Regions from separate parts of the Homo sapiens genome. Here all the other regions are linked to region 2. The links are chromatin contacts, found by Hi-C or POLR2A ChIA-PET in ENCODE. All regions are on one chromosome and are shown on one strand. Each heading gives the region's core, a stretch centred on a gene start or an enhancer-like site at or near the end of the contact. The rest is flanking DNA. Distances are from core to core; before and after follow the strand shown. Region 1 holds the start of EID2 (EP300 interacting inhibitor of differentiation 2). Region 2 holds the start of DMAC2 (distal membrane arm assembly component 2). Region 3 overlaps SERTAD1 (SERTA domain containing 1).

What was found. Hi-C counts contacts between places; a loop is a spot of excess contacts on that map. ChIA-PET counts read pairs that join two places held with the same protein, here RNA polymerase II (POLR2A). Pooled maps may share reads with other maps.
Region 1: a loop to region 2 is called in a pooled map, with 1.8 times the contacts of the local background. The contact joins the promoter of EID2 here to the promoter of DMAC2 in region 2. A Hi-C loop is called at or near these places in 1 of 50 pooled maps. POLR2A ChIA-PET finds 5 or more read pairs at or near these places in 2 of 52 experiments (A673 and naive thymus-derived CD4-positive, alpha-beta T cell).
Region 3: a loop to region 2 is called in a pooled map, with 5 times the contacts of the local background. The contact joins the enhancer-like site here to the promoter of DMAC2 in region 2. A Hi-C loop is called at or near these places in 1 of 50 pooled maps. POLR2A ChIA-PET finds 5 or more read pairs at or near these places in 2 of 52 experiments (OCI-LY7 and WTC11).

Annotation. Positions count from the first base shown.
Region 1 is chr19:39,538,744-39,541,718 of GRCh38, reverse strand. It overlaps EID2 (EP300 interacting inhibitor of differentiation 2), which reads left to right and starts at 1,558. Exons shown (of 1, transcript NM_153232.4): 1 at 1,558-2,975. The coding sequence starts at 1,640. The coding sequence ends at 2,350. RefSeq lists an enhancer at 1,303-1,802 and a silencer at 1,774-1,853.
Region 2 is chr19:41,438,566-41,441,309 of GRCh38, reverse strand. DMAC2 (distal membrane arm assembly component 2) reads left to right here and starts at 1,398. Exons shown (of 6, transcript NM_018035.3): 1 at 1,398-1,428. The coding sequence starts at 1,411. RefSeq lists an enhancer at 1,494-1,663.
Region 3 is chr19:40,419,917-40,422,639 of GRCh38, reverse strand. SERTAD1 (SERTA domain containing 1) reads left to right here. Exons shown (of 2, transcript NM_013376.4): 2 at 1-1,051. Among named protein-coding and RNA genes, the nearest start is that of SERTAD1, 4.7 kb to the left of the region's middle. RefSeq lists a silencer at 1,282-1,371 and enhancers at 1,662-1,781, 1,447-1,947. Within about 2 kb of position 1,384, at least 39 of the 41 ENCODE cell types and tissues checked have a DNase peak (open chromatin) inside an H3K27ac peak, as active enhancers do; they include OCI-LY7, where a contact is called at or near this core.

The sequences.
Region 1 (2,975 bases), core at 309-2,808, 1.9 Mb after region 2:
TAATGAATATAATAACTATCAAGAAAATAAAGTATTTATAAACCATAATGAAAATGTAGGCTGGAGGCCGAGTGCTCTGGCTCACCCTATAATCCCAGCACTTTGGGAGGCTGAGACAGGCGGGTCGTTTGAGCCCAGGACTTTGAGACCAGCCTGGGCAACATAAGGAGACCCTGTCTCTACAAAAAAATTAAAAATTAACTGGGTGTGGTGGTGTACACCTGTAGTCCCAGGTACTCAGGAGACTGAAGTGGGAGGATTATTTGAGCTCGGAAGGTTGAGGCCACGTTGAGCTGTGATTGTGCCACTGCACTCCAGTCTGGGTAACAGAATGAGATGAAAGAAAGAAGGAATGAAGGAAGGAAGGAAGGAAGGGAGTGAGGGAGGGAGGGAGGAAGAGAAAATGTGAATGGATGAATCTCATAAAAATAATGCACAAAAAAACAGATACAAGTGTGTATGTGAGAAAACATTTTAAATGGTCCATTTCTGAGGCATGATAAATCTAAGTACTGGCAGCCAGCCTGCAAATATAACAAACTGCAGGGCTCATCCACCTAGAAGGTCACAATAAGGGAACAGAATGTAGAGGCGGGGTCAGCCCATAAAAGGGAAGAAAGTGGCCGGCGCAGTGGCTCACGCCTGTAATCCCAGCACTTTGGGAGGCCGAGGCAGGCGGATCACGAGGTCAAGAGATCGAGACCATCCTGGCCAACATGGTGAAACCTCGTCTCTACTAAAAATACAAAAATTACGCAGGTGAGTGTGTTTCTCACATAGATAAAGTTCAGAATACAAACCAAACTAAACTACAGCATTAGGAATGCACCCTTAGGTGGTAAAATGAAAAGAAAAACAAGAAAGTGATTACCATAAGTATCAGCATAGTTGTTACTTCTGCGTAGAAAGGAAAGGATAGTGATAAGAAGAAGAGGAAGGGTTCTGGGATGCTGGAAATATTCCACTTCTTGGACTGTGTGGTAGTTAAACGGATGTTCACTTTGTGATAAATCATTCAGCTGTATATTTATGTTTTGTTTACTTTTCTGCATGTTATATTGCACAAATAAGATTCGAAAAACAAATGTCCAAGGTAGTCAATGCAATGTTAAAGATAACACGAAAAGACTGTAATTACAAAGCTTTGGTAGCTAGGACGATCCGTATGGATGAAGACAGGCAAAGGAATGAATGAAAAACAATTTAAAAATCCAGAAAAGACCATGAATCTAAAATATCTTGATATATAATAGAGGTGGCACATAATCACTGGAGAACAAAGAGAAACACCCTAGGACAGAACCTTGAGAACGCCTACAAGAAGCGATCTTGTAAGCGTTCCTCATAAACATCAAACTGGTTGAAATGTCCCCCGCCCTTCGTCGTTGGGATGTTTCAGATGCGTTGGCGCTTCCCGGCCTCGAGGGGGCATCTGGAGAACGGCGGGCGCCGGGAAAGTACGCATGCGCACTGCTCCCAGGGTTTGCGGTAAGAATCTATGCTCTCGCGCCCGGTTACGCACACTGCATTTACAGCGCGCATAGCGCCCACGCACGCGCACTGGGGTGTCCGCCGGGCATCGCTCTGTCCAGTTATTCCAGTTTCTCTGGGAGCAGCCGAGTTGACCCCACGGTCTGAGATGTCCAAGCTGCCCGCAGACAGCAGTGTCCCGCAGACAGGCGCGGCGAATGGTGACAGAGACGTCCCGCAGGCGGAGGTAGGCCGCGGGAGGCGGGAGCCGGCCCCGGCACAGCCTGAGGAGGCCGGGGAAGGCGCGATGGCGGCGGCCAGGGGAGGCCCGGTGCCGGCGGCCAGGGAAGGTCGGATGGCGGCGGCCAGGGCAGCCCCGGCGGCGGCAGCCAGGGGAGCCCCGGTGGCAGCGGCGGCGTTGGCCAGGGCAGCCGCGGCGGGCAGGGAAAGCCCGGCGGCGGCGGCGGCCAGGGAAGCCCGGATGGCGGAGGTCGCCCGCTTGCTGGGGGAGCCAGTGGACGAAGAGGGTCCCGAGGGCAGGCCCAGGTCCAGACACGGGAACGGAGGCCTGGCTGCGTTGCCCTATCTCCGTCTCCGCCACCCACTTAGCGTTTTAGGCATCAATTACCAGCAGTTTCTCCGCCACTATCTGGAAAATTACCCGATTGCTCCCGGCAGAATACAAGAGCTTGAAGAACGCCGCAGGCGATTCGTGGAAGCCTGCAGAGCAAGGGAAGCAGCGTTTGATGCCGAATATCAGCGAAATCCTCACAGGGTGGACCTCGATATTTTAACCTTTACGATAGCTCTGACTGCCTCTGAAGTTATCAACCCTCTGATAGAAGAACTTGGTTGCGATAAGTTTATCAATAGAGAATAGTTATGTGGTGACACTACTTCAAGAGAACCTCTGCATTCCAGTCATACCAATCCTGCAACTTGATTTTCAGAAGTCAAGAGTATATCGCGATAAGACAGTGCACAGGTGGAGGGGAAAAAAAGGGGGAGGGGGAAGCTTATCTTGAAAAAGCATCACAGAAGTAGAAAAAAATGTCGAAAGCATTATAACTGTAACGTTCTTTGAGTTTGTGATTGATCCACATTTTTCCCCCTGCATTATGGAAAATGTCTCTCAGCATTGCTTTATTACAAAGTAAAGGATGGTTTTATAAAATTGAGACTGATGAAACATCAATACTAGAGCCCATGAGGATGAAAGAAATTATCAAATAGTGCTGAACAGAATAAGATGTTAACGCTGAGTTATTAGGACTGGAAGGCTATGAAAAGAACTTGAAATTGTCGGAATATGTGCTCTCTTCATGTCATATTCAATAGAAGTTTCTAGTTTAAGATTGATTTTGTGTTTTCTTAGGCATTTCAAGTGACAAGCAAAGTAAATGTATATATTATGTGATAAATCATGTTTTCAAGAACGTCAAATTTCTGGACTTTTTTCTTTCAATTTTTAATTTTTAAAGTTTTTTTGGTATTAAAAAATCTAT
Region 2 (2,744 bases), core at 149-2,648:
CCACGAAACCAGTCCCTGGTAACAAAACGGTTAGGGACCGCTGCTCTAAGGTACATTCTCCACCTGGCAGAAATAATCTTTACAAAATGTAAATCCGATTTTGACACTCCCTTCTTCCCACTGTGAATAGAATAAAACCCTACCAGGCCTGCACCGTCAGCCCCTGCCCACCTCTCAACCCAGTCTCCTATCTCTGTCTGCAAGCTGGTTCCCACCTCAAGGCCTCTCTGCTCTAGAGGCTACCTCTCCCTGCAGCGCTTTTCCCCTAGATCTTTGAATGGCTCTTTCCTTATCATTCACTTCTACTTCAATGTCACCTCTTCAGAGAGGCCTTTGCTGATGGCCCTACACCCAGTCACTTTTTTTTATCTGCTTCTCATCAAAATTGCCTTGCTGATTCCTTTGTTTCTTATTCATCCTCTCCCACATCCATCCTCTCCCAGCCCAGAATGTTGACTTCCTGAGAGAGGGACTGGGTCTGTCCTGCTCACCATGGTAACCTCGGCATCTAGAACAGTGCCTGCCATCACGTGGTAGGTGCTCAGTAAATATTCTTGGAACTAATGAATGAATAATTCTATCCACAAGACTTCACAATGGCTCTTCATGCTGCGATCTAGCTTTCAACTCCAAACTGGTCTTGAGATCTCACCTCAGTCTCTAACCTTGACATCTAACCTCTTCACCCACTCTCTTACCTGACCCTAATTTTTAAAAATGACGTGGTCAGCTTTTCAGCCCCCTCATTCCCTGTTTTTAGGAGGTAGTGAGTGGAAGCTGGAAGAATAAGAAAGCTTGGGGAGACTGCAATTGCAGTCAGGAAAGAAAGGTACTCTGCCGGGAAGAACACCCCATCTTCTCCTAGGGAAAGATTGTGGAGTCCTGGGGTTTGTTTTGTTTTTCAATTTTTTGTTTTAAGAGACAGCGTCTCGCTCTGTCACCCAGGCTGGAGTGCAGTGGCGCAATCACAGCTCACTGCAACTTCGACCTCCCCGGCTCAAGTGATCCCCCCGCCTCAGCCTCGTGAGTAGCTGGGACCACAGGCGTGCACCACCACGCCCGGCTAACATTTTATTTTTTGTGGATATAAGGTTGCCCTATTTCTTTGTGGAGATAAAGGCTCCCCTATGTTGCCCAGGCTGGTCTCGAACTCCTGGCTTCAAGCGATGCTTTCGCCTCGGCCTCCACAAAGTGCTGGGTTCACAGGTGCGTGAGCCCGACCTGTGTCTCGTTTTGAAGCTCAGGGAGAGGGCGCTGTGAGCAATCCCTAAACCCTTTAAGAGTAAAAAGTGCGTGCACCTTTAAGAGGACGGTTAGAAAACGCGGGGCGTGGCCACAGGAGAATAAGTTCGCGCTGAACCAGGAGCGTGGGATAAGACCGGCCCCTTCCGGTTACGAAACCTTAGCAAGATGGCGGCTCCCTGGGCGGTAAGTGACCGGAGTTCCTAGAGCCCCAAATTTGAAGTCCGCTCTACAGCCTCCGCATTCAGGGCCTCTGTTGGCGGCCACGAGAGCAGAAAGCCGTGAGGCAGCAGGCTAAGCCTGGCAAGCCCCGTACTGGGAGTGCAAACCTGTGGCTAGTGGGGGCCAGGAAGGATCTGTGAGGGTCGCAGGCGGAGGAGACGCTTTAGCGAGCGAGAGGAGGCAGGGACTTGGCTGAGAGTATCCAATGGGGATGAGGGAGTGGCTGCCGAAGAGCGACGCGACTAACCAATCAGAGGGAGGGATGACACAAGGAGCTAATGGACAGGCAAGGGTGGGGCCTGTAGGATAAGAGAGCTTGGAAGGGATTGTTCGAGGATGTGGGATTTGGTCTTAGAAGACCGAAGGATGAATGTAAGGAAAGTTAGTGGGAGATTGACGAATTTTTACAGAAAACTCAAAAGCATGATGGGTGGGGGAACCAAGAGGTCAATTTGGAGGTTCTAAGGGCATGATCTGGGTGAAATTAAGAGGAGAATTTGAGATATTCTTTCAGAGGATTTAAAATCAAGGAATGAATTTAGGGAAAATTAAAGAGGTTGGCAGCTTTAAACTTTTGAGGAAAATAAGGGTTTGGGTAAAATTATCGAGATAATTTGAAAAAAAAAAAGAATTTGGTTAAAGCAAAGAGAAATTGGGGTAGATTAAGAGGAGACCTTGAAAGCAAAATTGAAGAGTTTGGGGGCTTCTTCCCATTGGCCACACCCCTCGACTTTCTTACTCTCCTCTTCAAAGCTCATGCTTTTTATACCCTTCTCGGTTCAGGGGTGTCCAATCTTTTGGCTTCCCTGGGCCACGCTGTTCGAAGAAGAAGAATTGTCTTGGGCCACACATAAAATACACTAACCATAACTGATGAGCCAAAAAAAAAAAAAAAAAAATCACAAAAATATCCTCCTAATGTTTTAAGAAAGTTTGCATGTTTGTGTTGGGCTGCATGCAGGCGGCGGGTTGGACAAGCTTGGTTGGTTTTAGGGATTGCTCAGAGCACCCTCTCCTTGAGGTTTGGAGATAAGTTTTTAAGATTATATTCTGGGGAAAGAAAGAAGTCATTTGGGAAGACCCCAGCAGAAGAATTGGGTAATTAAGGGGCAAATCTGTGGAAAATTAAGAGGTCAAATAATGCAGGTTTTGAGTGATAAGGGTTTGGGGGAAAGTTAGAGGAAGAATTTAGGAAAATCAACAATATATGGCTAGTCGAGAAAATTTAGGGTTCACTAAGGGGAGGAGGAACTTGGAAAAAACATGGGGAAATTTTTGGA
Region 3 (2,723 bases), core at 135-2,634, 1.0 Mb after region 2:
CCTAGTGATGGAATGACAGGGTCTGGTGGGGACTGAATTCCCTGGCCCTGGGGTCATAGCTTGGGCTGTTCCTTCTCTGATACGGGAAGAGACCCCAATCAGATTTTTCAAATTAAAGCCAGTCCTGGGAAATCTCAAATCCGTGTGCTGCTTTGTCTCTGGGCAAATGTGAAGGCGAGATAAAAACATCAAACATTTTATTGGGCGTAGGCTGTGTACGAGGCACAGTTTCTAAGCACGTCACTGTGTTAACTCATTTAATCCTATAACAGCCCTACAAGATCGGTAGTATTATCATCCCTATTTTACAGGTGAGAAAACCAAGGTTCCAAGATTATCACTTGAGGTGGGTTTTAAATTATGAACTTTTTTTTTTTTTTTTTTGAGATAGGGTCTCGCTCTGTCACCCAGGTTGAAGTACAGTGGTCTGATCATGGCTCACTACAGCCTCAAACTCCTGGGCTCAAGCGATCCTCCTACCAGGCCACTTTTTTTTTTTCTTTCTTTTTTTTTTAAGACAGATTCTTACTCTGTCGCCCAGGCTGGAGTGCAGTGGCGTGACTTCGGCTCACTGCAACCTCCACCTCCCAGGTTCAAACGATTCTCCTGCCTCGGCCTCCCAATTAGCTGGGACCGACTAATTTTTTATATTTTTTGTAGAGACAGGGTTTCACCGTGTTAGCCAGGATGGTCTTCATCTTCTGACCTCGTGATCTGCCTGCCTCAGCCTCCCAAAGTGCTGGGATTACAGGCGTGAGCCACTGTGCCTGGCCTTTTTTTTTTTTTCTTAAATTTTATTTCTTTTCTTTGCTAGCAGGAAGTCAAGGCAACTTTTTAAAAATGAAAGCAAGTCCTCGCCTGGAGTCTACCTGTATTTATTGAGGAGCGAAGGGGAGATTGCTTTCAGAATGGTCCCGAAATAAAAACACAAAACCTGGACCCTGGACAGATCCTCTCCAAGGAGCCCTGAGAGTCGGCTCTCCAGGAAAATGGGGGAGGAAAGGGGGACAACAGCCCATTTTTAAAAATAAAATTCACTCCTGGTCTTAAATCTCTGGGCAAAGGATAGGGACGCTTGGAGCTGTGTCTGAAATAAAGCCACTAGGCTTGGTAGCTGGACTGCAGAGAGGGAGCTCAGGGCAGGCAGCTGTGCCTTCCTTCTAGAAGAAACCCAGACCCGGACGAGCTGGGGCCACCTGCCCGTGTGCTGGGCCTGGCTGGAGCGCCGGGTGTCAGCGGCCGCCCCCGCGGTCCAGCCGCATTCCAGGCCTGGCTGGGAGGGGCCGCACACTCAGCGGCCTGGCACGGGACCCAGGCTGCGTCCTTCCTGACGGCCGCAGGGACAGGGCGGAGCCTGAGGGGGGGTGCACGGAGGGGAGGGAGTGTCACCGTGAAAACTGCGGGTGCGCATGGAGAGAGGCGCAGGGGGCTGGACGGTGACCCGAGGGGCCAGCGGGGCCTTGAGTGAGGGAAACGCCGCCATCGTGGGGTCCCAGAGCCTCGCTTCTGGCCAGAAGCCTCGGGGAGGCAGAGGCAGGAGTGGAGCTGGGCCAGATGGGGAGCCTGGGTCGGCCCCAGGGGCCGGGAAGGGGCGGGCAGAGTGGCGCTTCCTGGAGGAGCAGAGGAAGTTGTGCCCATTTCTGGAAGTGGATGAGGCGGGCCGCGGAAGCGGGTGAAAATGGCCTGCGGGGAGCTGTCGTCCAGGCTGAGGGTCTTCCAGGCGCCTGACTCCAACCCCGAGTGACTCCAGCCCCGGGCAAATGGGACTCGGACTGCTTTGCCGCAGACTCAAAACTTGGGCGCCTGGGCTGAGCTCAGCACCGCCCCCTGGTGCCCAGTCGGGCTCTGCGGTGCCGCCGTCTTGGGTTCCCCGGACATCTGTCCAGTGGTCGAGGGATCATGAACGCCCTCTGTTTACAACACTCTGCGGGCCTGTTTCTTTCTTTTCTTTTTCTTTTTTTTTTTTTTTTAGAGACGGGGTCTCGCTTTGTCGCCCAGGCTGGAGAGTGCAGTGGCGCGATCATAGCTCACTATAGCCTCGAATTCCTGGGCTTCAGCAATCCTCCCGCGTCAGCCTCCCAATTAGCTGGGGTTACAGGTGCACGCCACCACGCCCAACTGATTTTATTTTTATTCTTATTTTTATTTATTTATTTATTTATTATTTTTTGAGATGGATTCTCGCTCTGTCGCCCAGGCTGGAGTGCAATGGTGCAATCTCGGCTCACTGCAGCCCCTGCCTCCTGGGTTCAAGCAATTCTGCCTCAGCCTCCCGAGTAGCTGGGATTACAGGCGCCTGCCACCATGCCCGGCTAATTTTTTGTATTTTTAGTAGAGACAGAGTTTCACCATGTTCGCCAGGCTAGTCTTGAACTCCTGATATCAAGTGATCCGCCCTGCCTCAGCCTCCCAAAGTGCTGGGATTACAGGCGTGAGCCACCATGCCCGGCCGATTTTTTAAATTTTTTGTAGAGACAGTGTTGCCCTATGTTGTCCAGGCTGGTCTCGAACCCCCAGGCTCAAGCAATCCTTCCACCTCAGCCTCCCAAAGTGCTGGGATTCCCGTGGGCCTGTTTCTTATTCTTTCCTTTCCCCGCTTTTTCAAAGAGATTGGGTCTCACTGTGTTGTCCAGGCTGGAGAGCACTGTCTGTACAGAGGAGTGATCATAGTGCTGTACAGCCTTGAACTCCTAGGCTCAAAGGATCCTCTGGCTTCAGCCCTC